Linked DNA regions of Homo sapiens: region 1 is linked to region 2. The links are chromatin loops, found by intact Hi-C in ENCODE. Cell type or tissue: psoas muscle. All regions are shown on one strand. Each heading gives the region's core, and the rest is flanking DNA. Links, peaks and the distances in the headings are about the cores only.

What was found. A loop is a pair of places that touch in the nucleus more often than their neighbours do. Peaks named below come from ENCODE experiments on the same cell type or tissue, not always from the same donor. Only the 100,000 strongest peaks of a DNase experiment are listed, where the experiment ranks them.
Region 1: it touches region 2 in a loop (8-fold over the local background); 23 of 110 quality-filtered maps call a loop at or near these places.

The regions. Positions count from the first base shown.
Region 1 is chr19:3,661,022-3,671,157 of GRCh38, forward strand. PIP5K1C (phosphatidylinositol-4-phosphate 5-kinase type 1 gamma) reads right to left here. Exons shown (of 18, transcript NM_012398.3): 2 at 6,301-6,332; 3 at 3,801-3,893; 4 at 850-980; 5 at 1-62. Among named protein-coding and RNA genes, the nearest start is that of PIP5K1C, 34 kb to the right of the region's middle. RefSeq lists an enhancer at 4,246-5,076 and a silencer at 5,006-5,115. In psoas muscle, for the core only: a CTCF peak has its summit at 5,006 (motif pointing right); DNase peaks (open chromatin) are centred at 5,000 and 9,043; H3K27ac peaks cover 2,360 bases.
Region 2 is chr19:3,818,271-3,826,270 of GRCh38, forward strand. It overlaps ZFR2 (zinc finger RNA binding protein 2), which reads right to left. Exons shown (of 19, transcript NM_015174.2): 7 at 6,960-7,137; 8 at 4,976-5,133; 9 at 3,811-3,930; 10 at 3,070-3,209; 11 at 1,912-2,020; 12 at 775-965. Among named protein-coding and RNA genes, the nearest start is that of MATK, 36 kb to the left of the region's middle. RefSeq lists silencers at 161-455, 492-692 and an enhancer at 3,530-3,689. In psoas muscle, for the core only: CTCF peaks have their summits at 3,116 (motif pointing right) and 3,828 (motif pointing left); a DNase peak (open chromatin) is centred at 3,781; H3K27me3 peaks cover 3,409 bases.

The DNA.
Region 1 (10,136 bases), core at 1,071-9,070, 160 kb before region 2:
GTGCATAGGTCTTGAAGCGGAAGTCCTGGAAGTGGTGGGCGGGGGTGAGGTTGCTGCCTTCGCTGTGGAGGAAGGACGGGAGGAAACCTGTGAGGGGTGGTGGGCACCTCTCCCCCACCCCCGCCATGGTCCCTCCTAGTGCCTCTAGCAGCTGAGCCTCTAGCGGCTCAGCTCCAAGACTTCCTTGAAACGGCCCAATCCCACAAGCAACAGGGGGCTCCCGATGGGACTGTCCCCCAGTAACCACCCTCTCTTCTTTCATTAACAACGGGGCCCACAGTGTTGGCCAGGCACATGGCCGCCAAGAACAGGACCATGCCGCCCCAGCCTCTTGCAGCTAGGTGTGCTCACGTGACTGCACTCAGCCAATGACACGAGTGGAGCAGAAACACTGGTCATGTCCGAAAGGGAAGGGCTGTTGTTCTCCTTCTGTTGCCTCCTGTGGCTGGAATGCAGCCGTGATGGCAGGAGCTTTGGCAGCCACCTGGGACCACTGGTCACAGAGCTGTATATTGAGGATGGCGGTGTGGGGTGACCAGAAGGATCCCAGGACCCCAACACCATGGAACCTCCTGACCAGCCCTGCACTGCCCACTGGTTATTTGTAGATTAGAAAAGAGCTAACTTCTATCTTTTCTTTTTCCTGTTCTTAAACTGCCTTTACATTGGGTCTCTGATTCAGCAGCAAACAAACGTCCTGACGGACAGAGGGCCAGAGCTCAAGGCCAAGGAGGCGCCAGGAGGGGCCAGGTGCTGCTTTCAGCAGAGAAGGGCGCTCAGGACAGGCCACTCCGCCTCAGAGCCACGTGTGTGCTGGGTGAGCCCTGAGGCTCCGGGGGCCCGGCCCACCTGGGGAAGAAGATGCTCTCCACCACGTAGAAGTCCTGCATGAGCACGTCGCGTTCGGGCTTGGAGCTCAGGTGGCCCACGGTGTAGCCGATGCCCAGCTGGATGGCACCCTTCAGGGTGGAGGAGGTGGTCTGCAGGGAGACCAGAGTGTCAGGGCCCCCGGCTGCTCCCCACGCTGCCCTGCACCCCCTGTGTGCACCGGGGGGTGGAGATCGTGACCAGCTGCAGCTTGGGACCCGGCACCTGCCAACCCCCTCCTGGTGGTCCCCGGGGCTGCCTGTCCTGCGGCTGCTGAGCTGTCGACATCAGGCCGGGGGATGAAGCCACCCTCCCTCGGGCCACACAGCCAGGACAGGGCTCGGCTGCAACTGCCGCACCACGTCACTCAGCCCTCCCAGTCCTGTTGGCTAGCTAGGTTCTAAAGGTTCTCCCATTTTGAAACAGCTCCAACTTAGCAAAAGGGTCGATTCACTGTCAAGAGTTTGTTTTTAGGGGGTACCATTTACAGCGAGATGCCCAGATCACTTTCACATCTGCAGACGCAGGTTCCCGTTAGCTGCTTTCTATGTAACGCACGTGGTCACACTGGGCAACCCACATGGCCGCTATGTGCCTCAGTTTCCCTGCCTGTAGACAGGGATGGGCACAATGGTTCTGGCCCTCTTGCGGACGTGGTGTCAGCTGCTGTTATTATTTTTATTTGTTTATTTTTTGAGACAGAGTCTTGCTCTGTCGCCCAGGCTGGAGTGCAGTGGCGCAATCTCAGCTCACTGCAACCTCCACCTCCCAGGTTCAAGTGATTCTCCTGCCTCAGCTTCCTGAGTAGCTGGGATTATAGGTGCGCGCCGTCACGCCTGGCTAATTTTTGTATTTTTAGTAGAGACGGGGTTTCACCATGTTGGCCAGGCTGGTCTCGAACTCCTGACCTCAGCTAATCCACCTGCCTGGGCCTCCCAAAATGCTGCGATTGCACGTGTGAGCCAGCACGCCGGCCCCGTTATTATTTTTTGAGACAGAGTCTTGCTCTACTGCCCAGGCTGGAATGCAGTGGTGCGATCTTGGATCACTGCAACCTCCGCCTCCTGGGTTCAAGCTATTCTCCCGCCTCAGCCTCCCAAGAGCTGGGATTACAGGCACGCACCAGCACACCCGGCTAATTATTTTTTTGTATTTTTAGTACAGACAAGGTTGCGCCATGTTGCCCAGGCTGGTCTCCAACTCCTGACCTCTGGTGATCCTCCCGCCTCGGCCTCCCAAAGTGCTAGGATTCCAGGAGTGAGCCTCCGCGCCCGGCCGGCTGCTGTTATTTTTGCCATTGGCATCGTTTGCATTATTCTCACTGTGTGCTCTCGCGCCATGTTCACTTTAGCCCTGGGAAGCCGGCTCATACCTCCGCTCTCTAATTCCGGTCTCCAGTGCTCCTGTCGCAGGTGCGAGGTGGCAGGGAGGGAGGTCGGGAGTTGGGAGTTGGTTTCTGCCACTGCCCAGTTTCGGCCTGTCTCCCTCCTAAGCCACACTCTGGGTGGTGGGGGGTCTGGCCTGTATGTTCACCTCCCCGAGATGCCACGGACAGAACAGACATGTGCCCAAAGATAACATACAAACGGCCCTGAAGCCCGCAAAGACGCTCCATGCCACTGGGCACCAAGGGAAAGCACATCAAACCACAGGGGGGCCACGCACCTGGAATCCCGGCCAGTCGGGAGGCCGGGGTGGGAGGATCCCCTGAGCCTGGGAGTTCAAGACCAGCCTGGGCAACATGGTGAAACCCCTGTCTCTACCAAAACAAACAAAAAGACACCTCGAAGAGACACCACCTCACACCCATGAGGACGCCAGAATCAGAGACAACAATCACGAGTGCTGGTGAGGACACGGGGACGCTGGGCCTCATTCACTGTTGCTGGGTGTGAAAACGGTACCGCTGCTATGGAGAACAGTTTGCGAGTTTCTCAAAAGATGACACCGAGTTACACGTGACTTGGCAATTCCACTCCTGGGTGTCTGCCCGAGACAAACGAACACATGTATCCACACAGACTCACACACACGTGTCCTCAGCAGCACAATTCACAATGGCCAGGAGTGTGAAGCACCCGAGCGTCCATGACGCAGCAAAGGACAAGTGCAGCACGGGCGCCCCACGCACCAGAACACGACTCAGCCATGAACAGGAGCAAGGCTCTGACACGGGCCCCAGTGCGAATGAACCCTGAGGACGCTACACTCAGTGAGAGACGCCAGACACAGAAAGCCACACAGTGTGTGATTCCACTTCTATGACACGTCCAGGACAGGCTGATCCACAGACGCAGGAAAGGGATGTGGGTGCCAGGGCTGGGAGTCGGGATGGGGGTGACTGCTAACAGGGACAGAGTTGCTATTTGAGCTGATGCAATGTTCTGGAATTAGAGGTGACGGCTGCACAACTCTGCATATGTACTAAAAGTCATTTACTGCACACTTTAAAGGCTGAATTGTACAGTATATGAATCACATCTCAGTAAAACGGTTACTTTTGAAAAAACAGGCCCTAGGTGGGGGTGGGAACAGAGTGGGGGTCAGGCTTCCTACCAACACGGTGTGAGCCAGGCCAGCCTCAGAGTGTCCCATCCACTGCCCGAGGTGGTGGTGGGGTCCATAACCCCTCTCCCTCACCAGGGCCGAGAGCCCAGGCTCTGCCCGAGGTTTCAGGGACTCAGAGCCGGGCAGGCGTTGCAGCCAGGCTGAGCCACAGAACATGCTGCCCGGCCGCCCGGCAAGGACAGCAAACAGTGGGGCCTCATGCAGGACTGAGGACTCCAGCCTCTGCCTCCACACAGCCCACACCTGTCCCTGGGCAGACCCTGGTTTGTGTCGGGGGCGATAGGCCCCATCCATGCTACCAGTGGGATCCCCCTCCCCTCTGCTCTGTCCCGCTCCCTCCAGCCAGCTAAGGGGAGCCGAGGAACCTTCTTGTAGGTGGTTTCGCCGGATGCGTCCACACCTCGATGGCCCAACTTCTTCCCATGGCCAGGGCCCGGCTGTGCCGTCATGGACAGAACCTGGGAAGAGGAAGCAGGAAGCGTTAACTCCCTAAGGAGCACGCCCACCGGGACAGGGCACGCTCTGAAACCCTGGGAAGAAAGGTTTAGTCGTTGGGCCCAGCAGGGGTGCACAGGGCAGGGGGCAGGTCCAGGCGACTCCGGGGTGCAGCAGGAGGCCCCTCACCCGTGGGCGCCTGGCGGGCTGGCTGGGGCCCCTCAGTGTCCCACACTGGACACCCAGAAGCGCTCACTCCAAGGTGGAGACCTCTGCCTCCTCAGGAAGGGCAAGAGGATTGGGCAGCTCCAGCCCTCTAATTCCAGGGTCTCCCCCAGGTGCTGTGGACACTGGGGCTGGACCGTTCTTTGGGGTGGGGCCACCCTGGGCACAGCAGGGTGCTGAGCAGCATTCCTGGCCTCCACCCACTCCATGCCAGGAGCACCTCCCAGTTGTGGCAACCACAGATGTCCCCACACAACTCTGCAAATGTACTAAAAGTCACTCACTGCACACTTCAGAGAGTACAGTATGCAAATCACATCTCAGTAAAGTGGGTATTTTTTAAAAAAACAGGACTGAGGTGGGGGTGGGAACAGAGCGGGGGTCAGGCTTCCTGCCAACACGGTGTGAGCCAGGCCAGCCTCAGAGCATCTCACCCACCGCCTGAGGTGGTGGTGGGAGTCGTAACTCCTCTCCCTCACCAGGGCCCCTAACTGTGAGACCGCTGGGATGGAAGGATTGAAAAGACCACCTTGTCCCTGAGGGAGATGGTCTCACTGGCCAGGGTCAGGCCCGGCTCCTGCAAGCTGTCGGGCAGCGCGGGTGTCCCAGCAGATGGGACCGCCGACCCCAGGGGGCCTCAGCTTGTTGCCCTCGAGGGAGGATGTGAGGAGGGGCCTTGGGAGCCTGAAGGGACACAGAGGCCAACCAAGGAGAACAGCCCCGCCTGGCACCGTCATTTAAGGAGCGCCACTGCGTTTGCTAGGAGACCCCATGGACCCTCCACTGGCCAGACCCCATCCCACCGCTATCAGCCCCAGGGACACGCCTGCAGCCCTGACCCCTGCCCCTGCCCTCCCTCCACAGCCGACGCTGCTCAGCCATGTTCCCTGCATTCTCCCAGGTGGCCGCCAGGGGGCAGGCTCTCCCCAGGAATTCACCCCGCCACCCGGGCCACCCTCCACCCGCGCCACCCTCCACACTGCCCCCACGCCGGGGGACTCTGAGGAAGGATCCCAGGGTCCCAGGCCTGGTGGACAAAGCCCTCCAAGCTCTGGCTACGGACGCAGGGCCAAGGGTGGCCCAGGTGGGACAGGTGCCTTGGGGACTGCTCCTGTGAATGGGGCTCATGGACAGGTGCCCTGAGGACTGCATGCGGGAAGACGGGAGATGCAGCAGCTCGGGTGCCCTCAGAGGACGGCCCACCCCACTGCGCCCACTGGGGCTGGGAAGAAGGCCACTCGGCGCCACGGGGCTGGCAGAAGCTGCAAAGGCAGGGCCAACGTGCAGAGAAAGCTCTCGGGAGGAGACGGGCAGCAATGACAGGACCCATGTACATGCAGATGTGCACACACACAGACAAATATGCACACAGGCAAACACACGTGCAGACGTGCACACAGGCAAACGTGTACATACGCACGCAGGCAAACAGGCACACAGGCAAACACACATGCACTCAGGCAAACATGAACACAGGCAAACACGTGCACACACGCACGTAGGCAAATGAACACAGGCAAACACGTGCACACATGCACGCAAACATGCACACACACAAACGTGCACACACACAGGCAAACATCCACACAAGCAAAAATAGATGCACACACGCACGCAGGCAAACATGCACACACACAAACGTGCACACACGCACGCAGGCAAACATGCACACACACAAACGTGCACACACGCACGCAGGCAAACATGCACACATAGGCTGCACACAGCCTCACTGTGCACTACGCCTGTGTGGCTCACAGACACTGAGGGCGTGGGTGCAGCTGGTAGCCTCGGGCATCGCCCTCTGGGCAGCGTCTAACCCTCCAGCCAGGTCTTCCATTCCTGCCCCCAGTCCCCCGGCGAGAGCTGCTCTCTCCCCACCGCCCACCCCCCAGAATCCAGGCTCCACGTGGCCTGGAACCCAGAGAAGCCCTTCCTGCCCCTGCAGCCCTGACCAGGCACCCCTGCCACTGAGGGTGTGGCCCCTCAGATGCAGGGCCCCCTCCTCCATCACGGAATTTCACCCCGACCTCTCAAGACGCAGTTGGTGTAGACCTCACGTTCATCCTGCTTGTGGACACTGGACGGCATTTGGGGCCCAGAGAGGTGTAGTGAGCTGCCCCAGGCCACACAGCTTCTCCGCGAGTAGGGAGGCAGCAGGTCAGGGTGGGGACCCCAGGCCCTTCGTCCGCTCCAGACACTCACCTCTGTTGGGGCCGCCTTCTTCTGAGCCAAACCTGCAGAAGAGACAAGCTGGGTATCAGACAGGAAACCGGTGACCTCTGGGAGTCCTGGGCCCAGCCCCCGGCCCACCTTCTGGCGCCCCAGGCCTGGCGTGTGTAACTCCGCGTGGGGCTGGTCTCAAGGCTACACACAAGTGAAGACATGGACTGAGTGCGCTGGGAGGATGTGATGAGGGTGGGGGCCACTGGGGCCTGCCATGGTCACCCTGGTTGGCAGCCACTGGGGCCTAGAGCAGGGGAGAGGCTTTGCAGCCTCAGGGAGATGGGCAGCTGGTGACGCCTAGGCTTGGCACCCACCACGGAGGGCCTGGGGCTTGGACCTGCCTGGAGGAGGGGAGGGGAAATAGGGAGCAAACCTCCCCCGGCTCTGACCCCCTTCACACCCAGACATGAGGTTCTGGGCAGTCAACAACTGAGCAGGTCTGAACTGACCAAGCCCCGCTTCCTCGGAGGCAGGCGCCAGGAGAGGCTCGGGCATGGGGAAATCAGGTGCCAGCGTGGGGAGTGAGGGGGGGCAGGCCCCCGCTGGGGCGAGGGCAGGCTGGAGTTGCAGGGAGCGCCCAGCACCTGGGCAGCTGCGGTCAGTGGGAACTGGCCAGGGGTCCCCAGGGCTGCCGCCCTCCCTGCCCCTCTCCAGAGTGAGGTTTGTGGAAGGGTAAGAGAGGCTGCGAGGGGACCCCCAGCCCTGCCCTGGCTCCTGGGCCCGCAGCCTCCGGTCAGCGCAGCAGGGCCTGGGCCGCAGCTCCAGAGAGGACAACAGAGGCCTGCAGGATTGAGCCAACGAGCCCAGGCCTGGGCTGAGCCGGGAGCACCTTCCTCCATGCAAGGAGGCTGGGACGAGGGGAGCAGGCGAGACTCAGCTCCTAGGACCCAGGACCACATCCCCAGCCCTGGCTCCCAGCAGCAGGGCCCTGGGGTCCTCATCTGGAGAACGGGAACAGACTCTACAGCTGTGATTACAGGCCCTGAGACCGACGGGAGATGATCCTGGGGGACCTGGGAGCCCGATGTCCTCACAGGGTCCTCACGAGCGGGGGCGAGAGGGTGAGTCAGACAGAGACTGGAAGAGGCTGCGCTGTGGCTGTGAAGAGGGAGGAAGGGACCTGAGCCGACAGATGCGGGCGCCTCTAGATGCTGGGAAAAGGGGGAAACGGATTCTCCTCTGCAGCTTGTGCTGGGCCCAGCCCTGCCCACAGCTTGACTTTAGCCTGGTGAGGCCCCGTTCTGGGGCTGGACTCCTGGCCTCGGAGCCCTGAGGTGGGAAGCGATGTCAGCGACTGCAGGGATCGCACGTGCTGGCGTCCACCATGCAGGCCTGGGGAAGACCTGGTCTCGCCCTCAAGGGGCTCACGGTCAACAGGGGTGGGCGCAGGGCTGGGTGTTTGATGTGGGGTGACAGGCGGGGTGCGGATCAGCAAGGGGGGGCTTCCCTGGGCTGGTCCTGTCTGAGCTCAGTGCCGAACAAGGATGCCGTGGGAGCCGGAGGGAGTTCCAGGCGGAGGGAACGGCAGCACAAAGGTCACAAGGTGGCTGAGGCAGCCACGCTGCACGGATAACAGCAGCGTCCTCCAGGCTCATGCAGAGGCGGGTACCGAAGGGGAGTGCCTCCCTGTTGGATTCCGATGCTGGCACCACCCAGGGCCCAGGGGCATGGAGACAAATGCTTCTTTTCAATCACAGGGGCTGTGGGTCAGGGCTGACTCCACCCCAGCTCTGCCAGCATCTTCTCACTCCATTCCCCCTTCCTAGAGGAAGAGGCTGAGGGTTGGGGAAGGGAGGGCTGGCTGAGGTCTGGCAGCTGGGGGTGCTGGGGCAGGCCCTCAAAGGGGATTATTATGAGCCCGTGGAGACACTCAGGCTGCGCCGGAGTGTGTGCAGGAGGGTGCGGCAGGTGCCCTGCTCCGTAGGGCTCGGCCCTCTGGCTGCCTCCCTGCTCTGGGCTGGGCAGCAGTGCGTTGGAACTGGTCTGGCCCTGGCTTCCAGGCCGGCTGAGGTGAGCAGGGGAGGCCAGGACATGTGAGGGGCCAACTGGGCGAGGTTCAGGGAGGTGCAGACAGGTGAGGAGGTGGGTGCGGAGTCCGCGGTGCAGACGGGGGCCGTCAGGGGTGGGGACCCGGCTGGGTGTGGACTCGGGAGAGGGGACAGAGGAGAATTTCCCCGAGAGACAAAAAGTCTTTCTGGACCAAGGCCTTACAAAGCCAGCAAAGAGTGCAGAGAAGGCGGGAGCCCTTCTGTTTTATGACGCGGAAAGAGATGCTCAGAGGGAGGGGTGAACCCACCCGAGGTCACACAGAAGGAGAAGGAAAGTCAAACCTGGGCCTGGGTCGGCGATGCCCCACCCTATCAGCCCTGCCAGCGCCCCTCGGCCCCCATGGGCACTGTGCTGCTCTCGGTGGGTGCACGGGAGACCCACGTGTGTCCCATCCAGAGGCTGCACCCCGGTGACCGCCCTGCCGTCTGAAAACACGTCCACCGCGGGCACTGAAGGCAACTGAATGCGACTTGGTGGAGCAGCCCATAGCTTTGCTCTGCTGCCGGGTCAGAACTGCCGGAGACAAGACGAAGGCACGAGGTGGAAAACTTTGCTGGGGTCAGGAGCCTCGGGGCAGGGGCAGGCCGGGGAGGGGCCTGGGGTCAGGAGCCTCGGGGCAGGCAGCAGGTATGGAGGGGGCTGGGGCCAGAAGCCTCTGCAGGCGGCAGGTGGGGAGGGGACTGCGGTCAGGAACCTGGGGCAGGCGGCAGGTGGGGAGGGGGCTGGGGTCAGGAGCCTCTGCAGGCGGCAGGTGGGGAGGGGGCCGCATTCGAGACGCTGGTGGGCCCCTGCAGTCGTGGTCAGTCCCCACGCCTGCCTGAGGGTGCGGGGTTGGACGGTGTCCCTCCGACATTCACGTCCTTCCAAGAACCTCAGCCTGCAACCGTATTTGGAAAGAGAGTCTTTGCTGATGTCATTGGGTAAGATGAGGTCATGCCGGAGTGGGGTGGGCCCTGGATCCACCGCTGTCCTTATAAGAGAAGCCGCTCAGGGAGGCCAAGATGCCGTGTGGGGTGGAGGCGGGGAGGGCACCACTCCTCCAGGCCCTGAAACGCCAAGGATGCCCGGAGGCACCAGGAGCAGAGGGGTGTGGAGCTTCTCCGAGGTCGGTCGGGAGGGCAGAGCCCTGCCCACTCCTGGACCTCAGGCTCCTGGCCTCCAGAGCTGAGCCAGAACAAACGCCTGTTCAAGGCCTGCTGCTCCAAGCCCCCCAGTCCCGGGGACTTTGTCTGGGCAGCCCAGGACCTCACACGGAGCCCTCCAGTGAGGACCCCAGCCCTGGGTGGGAGGGGGCGTACTTCTCAAGGCAGCAAGAACAGCTGAAGGGTCCTCCCCTCGGGCCACCTGGATGCCCTGCAGGGCTGGGTGGGCAGCGGGTGGGCCCTGGAGGGATCTGGGGGACAGACCCATGGTGCTCACTGCAGGGGCGGGGACGGGGACGGAGGGAGTGGGGTGACTCAGGATTCCGGCTGCCACGGTGAAGGGAAAGACGGGCTGCTTCTCTGTCCTTCCAGAGGACAGGGCCAGTCGCCCCCAGGTCTCTGACAGGCCACAAAGGGCCTGCTCTGGGCCGCGGCGGGGCGGAAGGTGCTGGACGCTGACGTGATGTTTGGGTTGGCGGCCCGGGAGCAGAACAATTCACGGTTTTACGTCCAGGGTGTGGGGGAAGGAAAAGAAGAGAGGGCAGGAAGCCAGCGGTGGGCCGGGGCGGGACGTTCCAGACCTCATCGGGGGCCCGGGCGTCCCCCTGCTCGGCCTGTCTGGGG
Region 2 (8,000 bases), core at 1-8,000:
GCCTGGCTAACATAGCGAGACCTCTCCCTGCTACAAAGAGTTAACAATTAGCTGGGTGTGGTGGTGGGCGCCTGCAGTCCCAGCTACTCGGGAGGCTGAGGCGGGAGGACAGCTTGAGCCCGGGGGTCTGAGGGTCAGTGAGCTCTGATCGCGCCATTGCCCTCCAGCCTGGGTAACAGAGTGAGATCTGTTTCTTAAAAAACAAAACAAACAAAAAAACAACAACAACAAACAGCAGCTGCCAGAGCAGGAAAGGACTTTGAAAAAAGGTAACTCCCGCTCAGATGAGTTATCTCCATGGCAATTACTTAGACGACGTGGGGACTTTCTCACTTCCTAAGAATCACAGGGGTTGGGAGCTGATTCACACGGGCACTCAGTGACATGAACTACTCTGATTACTCAGTCACTCCCCAAGGCGGAGAAGTCCGTCAGAATCACGCTCAGCTTTTCCTTTTGCCAATGAGGAAACTGAGGTTTACAGAGACTGTCAGTCCCTTGTGAACTATTTTTAGATGCGCCTTCAATAGCAAAAGGGAATGCTAAGGCATTAGAACAGCACGGATCACCCGCTGCAAACCAGCCTCGTTCAGTGCCGAGAAGCTCCAGCTCTGAGACCTGGGGAACTTCCTACTCCTGGGGCTGGAAAGCTGCCGCGGGCCACCGACGGCTCCAGGCCCATCAGAGCTAGGGGTTCCTGCAGGGTCTCGTCCCGAGGAGCTGACCTCTGTCCTGGCTGAGAGCCGGGCCCTGGGGAAGGGGATCTCCAATGACCTGCGCTTGTCACCCTCTTCCTCTCGGCGGCCCCGGTCCTCCTCGGCCAGTGTGTCGGACACCAGCTTGAGGGCCCGCTCTGCGTGGGACACGGCCCTCTGCACGGCCAGGAGCTCCTGCTCCGTGGGGTAGATGGTGGCGTGCTTGCACATGACGTGCCGGTCGTCGCTGGACGCCGGCCGCCGCCCGGGCTGTGGGGAGAGGCCGCACGTGTCAAGGGTGGTCTGTGGGGACCCTTGGGGAGTGCTGGGCAGGCGGGCAGGTGGGGGCAGGTGGCCGTGGCCAGCCAGGTTACGAGGCGGCAGCGTGGCCAGGTGAGAATCCAGTGCACACAGAGAGCCCCGGGGTGGGGAACAGGGAAGTACCTCGGGCTGCCCCGATGGCTGCAGGAAGCTCGGGTCTGAGTGAAGGAATGGGGGGAAACTCCGCCACCTTTGGCCATATTCTTAAATTTCCAGACCAGAGGCTTTTGAGTCAGCCTGGGAACCCTTTCTCACAGCAAGGTGCAAATCCGAGGTTCCCATTGAGGCCGGGCGCGGTGGCTCACGCCTGTAATCCCAGCACTTAGGGAGGCCGAGGCGGGCGGATCACCTGAGGTCAGGAGTTCCAGGCCAGCCTGGCCAACATGGTGAAACCCTGCCTCTACTAAAAACACAAGAGAGCCCGGCGTGGTGGCGGGCGCCCATAGTCCTGGCTACTCAGGAGGCTGAGGCATGAGAATCGCTTAAACCCTGGAGGCAGAGGTTGCAGTGAGGCCACGATTGCACCGCTACACTCCAGCCTGGGCGACAGAGTGAGACTCTGTCTCAAAAAAAAATAGTTCCCATCGAACCTGGGGGCTCGGGCTGCGGGGACAGGTGCTTCTGAGAAGAGACAGTAGTAGCCACAGAGGCATGAGGCTCCCCAAGGGAGGCGACCACCCGGGGCTCCAGGAAGCAGAAGGGATCTCTGTGGCCAGTGGCAGGGGCTGGGGTGCTGGGGCTCCCATCTGTGGAGTGAGGAGGCCTGGGCCATGGAGCCCCATCCCCTGAGTACTATGTGGGAGTTGGGGGGAGGCCGGGTCCTCCCGAGGAGGTGTCCGCTGCTCCGGGGAGTGTGAGGTCGCCCGCGTTTGCACACAGAGGAAACTGTACCTACCTGGAGTGGGGCGCTGGCGGGTGACTCCGGCCTGCCCATGAGCAGAGGCTGGGCCCAGTCGGGCGGCGCGTGGGGCGGCACGTCCTGGGGTGGCTCCTCCTCCAGCCGCCTGCAGGACCGAGACGTGACAGAGCATGGTCAGGCCAGCAGTGGCCCTAAGCTGGGGGCAAGTCAGAAACACTGGGGCCTTATGCTCCCAGCAAGGAAGGAAGGGCCAAAGCTCTTGCTGGGGCTCCACTGCACTGCATGGGTGCCTGCTGTATGCACAGAAGACTGAGGCTGGGAAGGCTGGTGTGGGGGGCAGCCAAAGACACCCCTTAGGCAAATGAGGCCCAGCCCGGGCAGCCATGGCCTTCAGGAGGTCCTGGTTCCCTTCCCAATGCAGACCTGCTGCTGCTGGACACACCAGAGTCAGATGTTACATCAGAAAATGCTCTAGGATGGACACAGGGGACACTGGGAATGAGGGGACGCTAGGGGATCAGGGGGACACAGGAGACTCCAGGGGTCAAGGGGACTCAGGGGATACCAAGGGTAAGGGGACACAGGGTCATCAGGGGTCAGGAGACACAGGAACACCAGGGGACAGAGGGACACCAGGGGTCAGGGGGACTCCAGGGGTCAGGGGTCACATGGCACACTAGAGGTCGGGGGACACAGGGACACCGGGGGTCGGGGGACACAGGGACACTAGAGGTCGGGGGACACAGGGACACTAGAGGTCGGGGGACACAGGGACACCGGGGGTCGGGGGACACAGGGACACTAGAGGTCGGTGGACACAGGGACACTAGAGGTCGGGGGACACAGGGACACTAGAGGTCGGGGACACAGGGACACCGGGGGTCGGGGGACACAGGTCACAAGGCACCTCTGCAGCCGTGTGGTCCAGCGAGTTGGCCGGCAGTGTCCCTGCGTCTACGGAGGCCCTGGAGCCCACGTGTCAGGTCCGCACGCCACTGTGCCCTTGCCCGTCTGCTCTGGAACCCTCTCACGCTCCCACACCAGGACGTGCCCACTGCCCGGGCACCCGTCTCCCCCCACTGCTCGAGAGCTCACACGGAGGAGCTCCGTAATCTGCAGCAGTGGGCGTCTAGGTTCCACGCTGGACCTGCCCTCCCTCACCAGGCCCCCTTGCCAAGACCCGCAGCCGGGCACCTCCTCTCCGCGTGCCAGCGCCGCAGCTGCTCCAGCCGCTCCTCCGCCAGGTGCCGCTGCTTCCTCATGCGCTCCTCCAGGACCTTCCGAGCCCGGCTGCTGGGCTCCGTGGCAATGGGAAGGTCCGGGTTCACTTTCTTCTGGAAAGGACAGGCAAGGCTCTGAGAGTAGGGACCTTGCTTTAGACAGGGATGCCAGGAGGATCTTGGGGTGCAGGGAGAGGCCCAGAGACTAGAACTGTTGGGCTGAAAAATCTCCCAAAGCCTTTTTTTTTTTTTTTTTTTTTTTTTCGAGACAGAGTCTTGCTCTTGTCTCCCAGGCTGGAGTGCAATGGTGTGACCTCGGCTCACTGCAACCTCCGCCTCCCGGGTTCAAGCGATTCTCCTGCCTCAGCCTCCCGAGTAGCTGGGATTACAGGTGCGCACCACCACACCTGGCTAATTTTTGTATTTTTAGTAAAGATTTCACTATGTTGGCCAGGCTGGTCTCGAACTCCTGACCTCAAATGATCCACCCAACTTGGCCTCCCAAAGTGCTGGGATGATAGACGTGAGACACCGCGCCCGGCCGAAGATACACTTTTGAGACGAGGACCAAGACGTTGAAAACCCAGAAAATCACCCCTCCCTCTTAAGTTCGTCGGATCACACGCGCGGAAGAGGCCCGACCACAGGCCTCCCAGCGCCCGCCGGGCCCTAGCACAGCCCGGACGGGTGTCGGAGCTCCCCCTGCTGGACGCACCCGGTACTGCAGCCGGTGCCGCCGCCCCCTCACGTGCAGGTCCTTCGCGTTAAGGTCGTTGAAACTGCACTCGCACAGCTTGCAGTGGAAGCGAAGCACTCGCCCTTCGTCGCTGAACACCTGAGACACAGAACAGCCGCACGCGCACCAGGCACGAGGCGGGGTGGGATGTGAGATGCTACCGCTGCCAGGTCGCGGCGGAGCCTTCCTCCTTGCTGCTCATTTTATTTATGTATGTCTTTTTAGAGACAGCGTCTTGCTGTGTCACCCAAGCTGGAGTGGAGTACAGTGGCTCGGTCTTGGCTCACTGCAGCCTCAAACTCCTGGGCTCAAGCGATCCTCCCACCTCAGCCTCCCGAGTAGCTGGGACCACAGGCACACGCCACCATGGGAGGCTGGAGGATTGCTTGAGCCCAAGAGTTCAAGACCAGCCTGGTCAACATAGCGAGACCCCCATCTCTACAAAAAAAATAAAAAATACAAAAATTAGCTGGGAGTGGTGGCTCATGCCTGTAGTCCCAGCTACTCAGGAGACTGAGGTGGGAGGATTGATTGAGCCCAGAAGTTTGAGGTTGCAGTGAGCCATGATGGCACCACTGTGCTCCAGCCTCGGTGACACAGCAAGACCCTTTCTCTTAAAAGAATCCCAGGCCTACAGGCAAGGCAGAGGAAACCCAGCCCTGCCTCTTTGGCACGCACAAGGCCAACCGGGGTCTGAACTGCCGCTGGCCTGGGAGCTGGCAGACCTGGCCCAGGAGCTCGGCTCCACTGCTCACCAGCCTGACCTTGGCAGGTCCCAGGGTCCCGCAGGCCCAGGAAAGGGGCTAGACAGAAGGGCTTCCAACCTCCCGGGGAGCTTTCTACTGCCCAGATCCCTTCCACCTTCCAGACAGACGGCTCCGCAGGGTCCCCTGTTGGGAATGCCTCGGCCTGTCTCTGGCCCTCACGGGGCCATATTCATTTCCTGCTGATACCAAAATCCGGCACCCAAAGTGTCAAGCGGGTCTGCACGGGGTTTTGGTCCATGGAGGTCTGGCCTGTGCAGCTCAGGAACGGGGATGGGTCTGTAAATCTCGCTGGGAGAAGCCGGGTGAGGTCTCGAAGCCTGATCCATGGGAAGGTCCTTCCCTGACCGGGGCACCAGGACTTGACAGCCTCGACTTACCTCCTCCACATATTCCGGGCCCACCGGCTGCGCATCAGAGCAGCCCGCGGGAGCTTCCTTTGAGCCTCCTTGGGTAGGTGCTCCGGGACCCTCTAATTTAGGTTGGGCTGGTTTCCCCCACTGGGGTCTGCAGCCTGCTGCCTGTGGCTCAGGAGGCCCTGAGGGGAAAAACCATGTCACTTATACCCTGTTCCAGGAGAAAGCACTGCAGCTGCAGACCCGCCAGGCGGCATGGGGTGGAGAGCCACCCAGACTGCAGGCTGTGCCATCCCCCTCCCTCCTGTGATGTCAGGGGGAATGGCCCCGGACAGCAACCTCGCTCTCCCTTTCATGCCTGCGTGTGACCCAGCCAAGAAACCGAGGCCAATTTCAATCCATCCGGGGAGAAGCCCTGGTTTTAGGCCCTCGCTTGAGGAACCCACCGACAGCACAAAATCCACAGTTAATAGACCATGAAGTATCAGGCGGACCAAGGCTCGCACTTAACCTACCCCCGTTAGGCGAAATGATGGAGCCTCGGGGGGAGACAAATATCTTTGTTATAAGAATGACTTGATGGTTTGATCTTCAAAATCATGTTGCTATTCAAGAATCAACGCTGCTGAGGCTAAAAATAGAATGTGGCTCCCTCGACCCCTGCCCACGCACAGCACGGTGGTCCAGGGCAGAGACTCTTAGACAGACCCGGGTTCCAATTCCACCTCCACCGTTTACGGCTTTTCCATCTACACATTGGGACTGGTGACAACATTGACTCAAATGAGTTGTGGGCTGGGCACAGTGGCTCATGCCTGTAAACCCAGTGCTGCGGGAGGCCGAGTTGGGAGGATCGCTTAAGCCTAGGAGTTTCCGACCAGCCCCAGCAACATAGCAGAACCCCACCTCTACAAAAAAAAATACAAAAAGTAGTGGGATGTGGTGGTGCACACCTGTAGTCCCAGTTACTCAGGAGGCTGAGCTGGGAGGATCGCTTGAGCCCAGGAGGTGGAGGCTGCAGTGAGCTATGATTGCACCTCTGCACTCCAGCCCGGGTGACACAGTGAGACTCTGTCTCAAAAACAAAACAAAACAAACCACGAAAAAAGAGTTGTCGTGGAGGTAAAGCGAAGCAATGCACACAAAGCAGTGAGCAGACGCCTGGCATGTAATCCTAGTTAACGCGGGTCAGCTCTGACAGCTGGGGCTTTGCACGCAGGGAAGGTAGGGTCACAGGCAGAGGGGTGTGAGGATTCCACCTTCATTTCCTGGTACCCATATAACTCTGATTCTGAGCCCAATTTGTTCACCGTGAGCACCAGGGCATGCAGGGGAGCACAGTGGAGGTGGCAGCCCAGGGAACCCTGTAGGTGCAGGGTGAGGGCTTCCAGAGAACCCCAGCACCCGGCACCAGGCCAGATTCTACCAGAAGAGGCCGGGCGCAGTGGCTTACGCCTGTGATCCCAGCACTTTGGAATGCCGAGGCTGGTGGATCACTTGAGGTCAGGAGTTCGAGACCAGCCTGGCCAACATGGTGAAACCCTGTCTCTACGAAAAATACAAAAATTAGCCGGGCGTGGTGGTGCATGCCTATAGTCCCAGCTACTCAGGAGGCTGAGGCAGGAGAATCGCTTGAACCCAGGAGGCAGAGGTTGCAGTGAGCTGAGATCGCACCACTGCACTCCAGCCTGGAGGACAGAGCGAGGCTCCATCTCAAACCAAAACAAAACAAAAAAACTCTACAGGAAGAAATGGCATTACCATTTTATTGGTTCTGCCAGCACTCTCTGGAAATGGTCTCAAAGGGTCTCCAAGGTTCAGGGCGGTGTGGGCCAGTGGGAGGCCATCTTGCTCTGCAGGAATAAGGGAGAGACGGCACCAGCCAGCCCCTCACCACCCCCCGGGAAGACATGACGAAAATCGACTGGATGGTAGATTTTCTCACGAAACTTTCACTAGGCGGCCAGGGCTCTGGTGGGTACACGAACACGCATACAGACACACGTACCCTCGCATAAGGCCTTCGAGGCCACGGGTCTCTTGGCCAGCGCTGGCCTGCTCGAGGCACACACGCTGGGGCCAGTGGGGGACGTGGGCTTGGCCTCTGCCCCGGGGGGGCTCTCTGTGGCCAGTGCAGGCTCGAGGGTGGGAATGGGCTTCCCCAGTTTGGCGTGCAGCTTGAAGACCTGCAACAGACAGAGCCGGGCTCCCGCGTGAGGGCCGCTCCCAGCCTGATGGCCTTTTTCAAGAGGCAGGAAGGGCCTCCACGGGCGTGCAGCGCGAGTGTGGGCTGGCCGGTCCCAGGGACCCCCCTCTCTTCTCTCCTCCTGCTCTCTGGATAACACCCACTCCAGAAGGCCCTTCCCAGGTGGCCTCCTGCCTTGCACACGTGCTTGTGACTTCTCTAGCACGGTGACACTCCTCTAGTGTGTGAGCACGTGGCTCACCGGCTCACACGGACGCTCTTCCTCCTCCTCCACCACGTGGGCTGCCAGGTGGGGCCGTTTCTCAGCCTCCCAAGCCCCAGCCTAGTGCTCCCTGACTGCCCGGGACTCAGCATGTGTGGATGGATGGTGGGTGTGCACGTGTCCCTGGACGGACACCCACGTTCTGCACGCACGTGTGCACATGGTCACGTCCGTATTCTGGCCGTGCCCCATTCTCAGCACCTCTAGGTACAAGGTGTTTCTGGCAAAGGTTCCGTGTGCACAGGGCCACTGTGTGTGTGCTGGGGACCATCTCAGACACACTTCCCAGCTCTGTCTCTGACACGCTGTACCCTGGTACAAGACCTGCCCTGTACCCCCCAACCCCACAACGGGCAGCAGGGCCTGCCTGACCCCCAGACTGAGCCCCAGCCTGTGGGGGTGACACCTGCAGCTCTGCCCCACCGGCCCCTAGCTCTCCGGTCCCCAGGCCAAGTCTCCTTCCCCCGTTTCTCTGCCCCGCTCCTTCCCTCCTCCATGCCTCCCTGCTCATTCCTCTTTCCCCTGTGGGTTCACACGGGCCCTCAGCAAGCTGTCCTGAGCCGAGCCAGGGAATGAGGCCC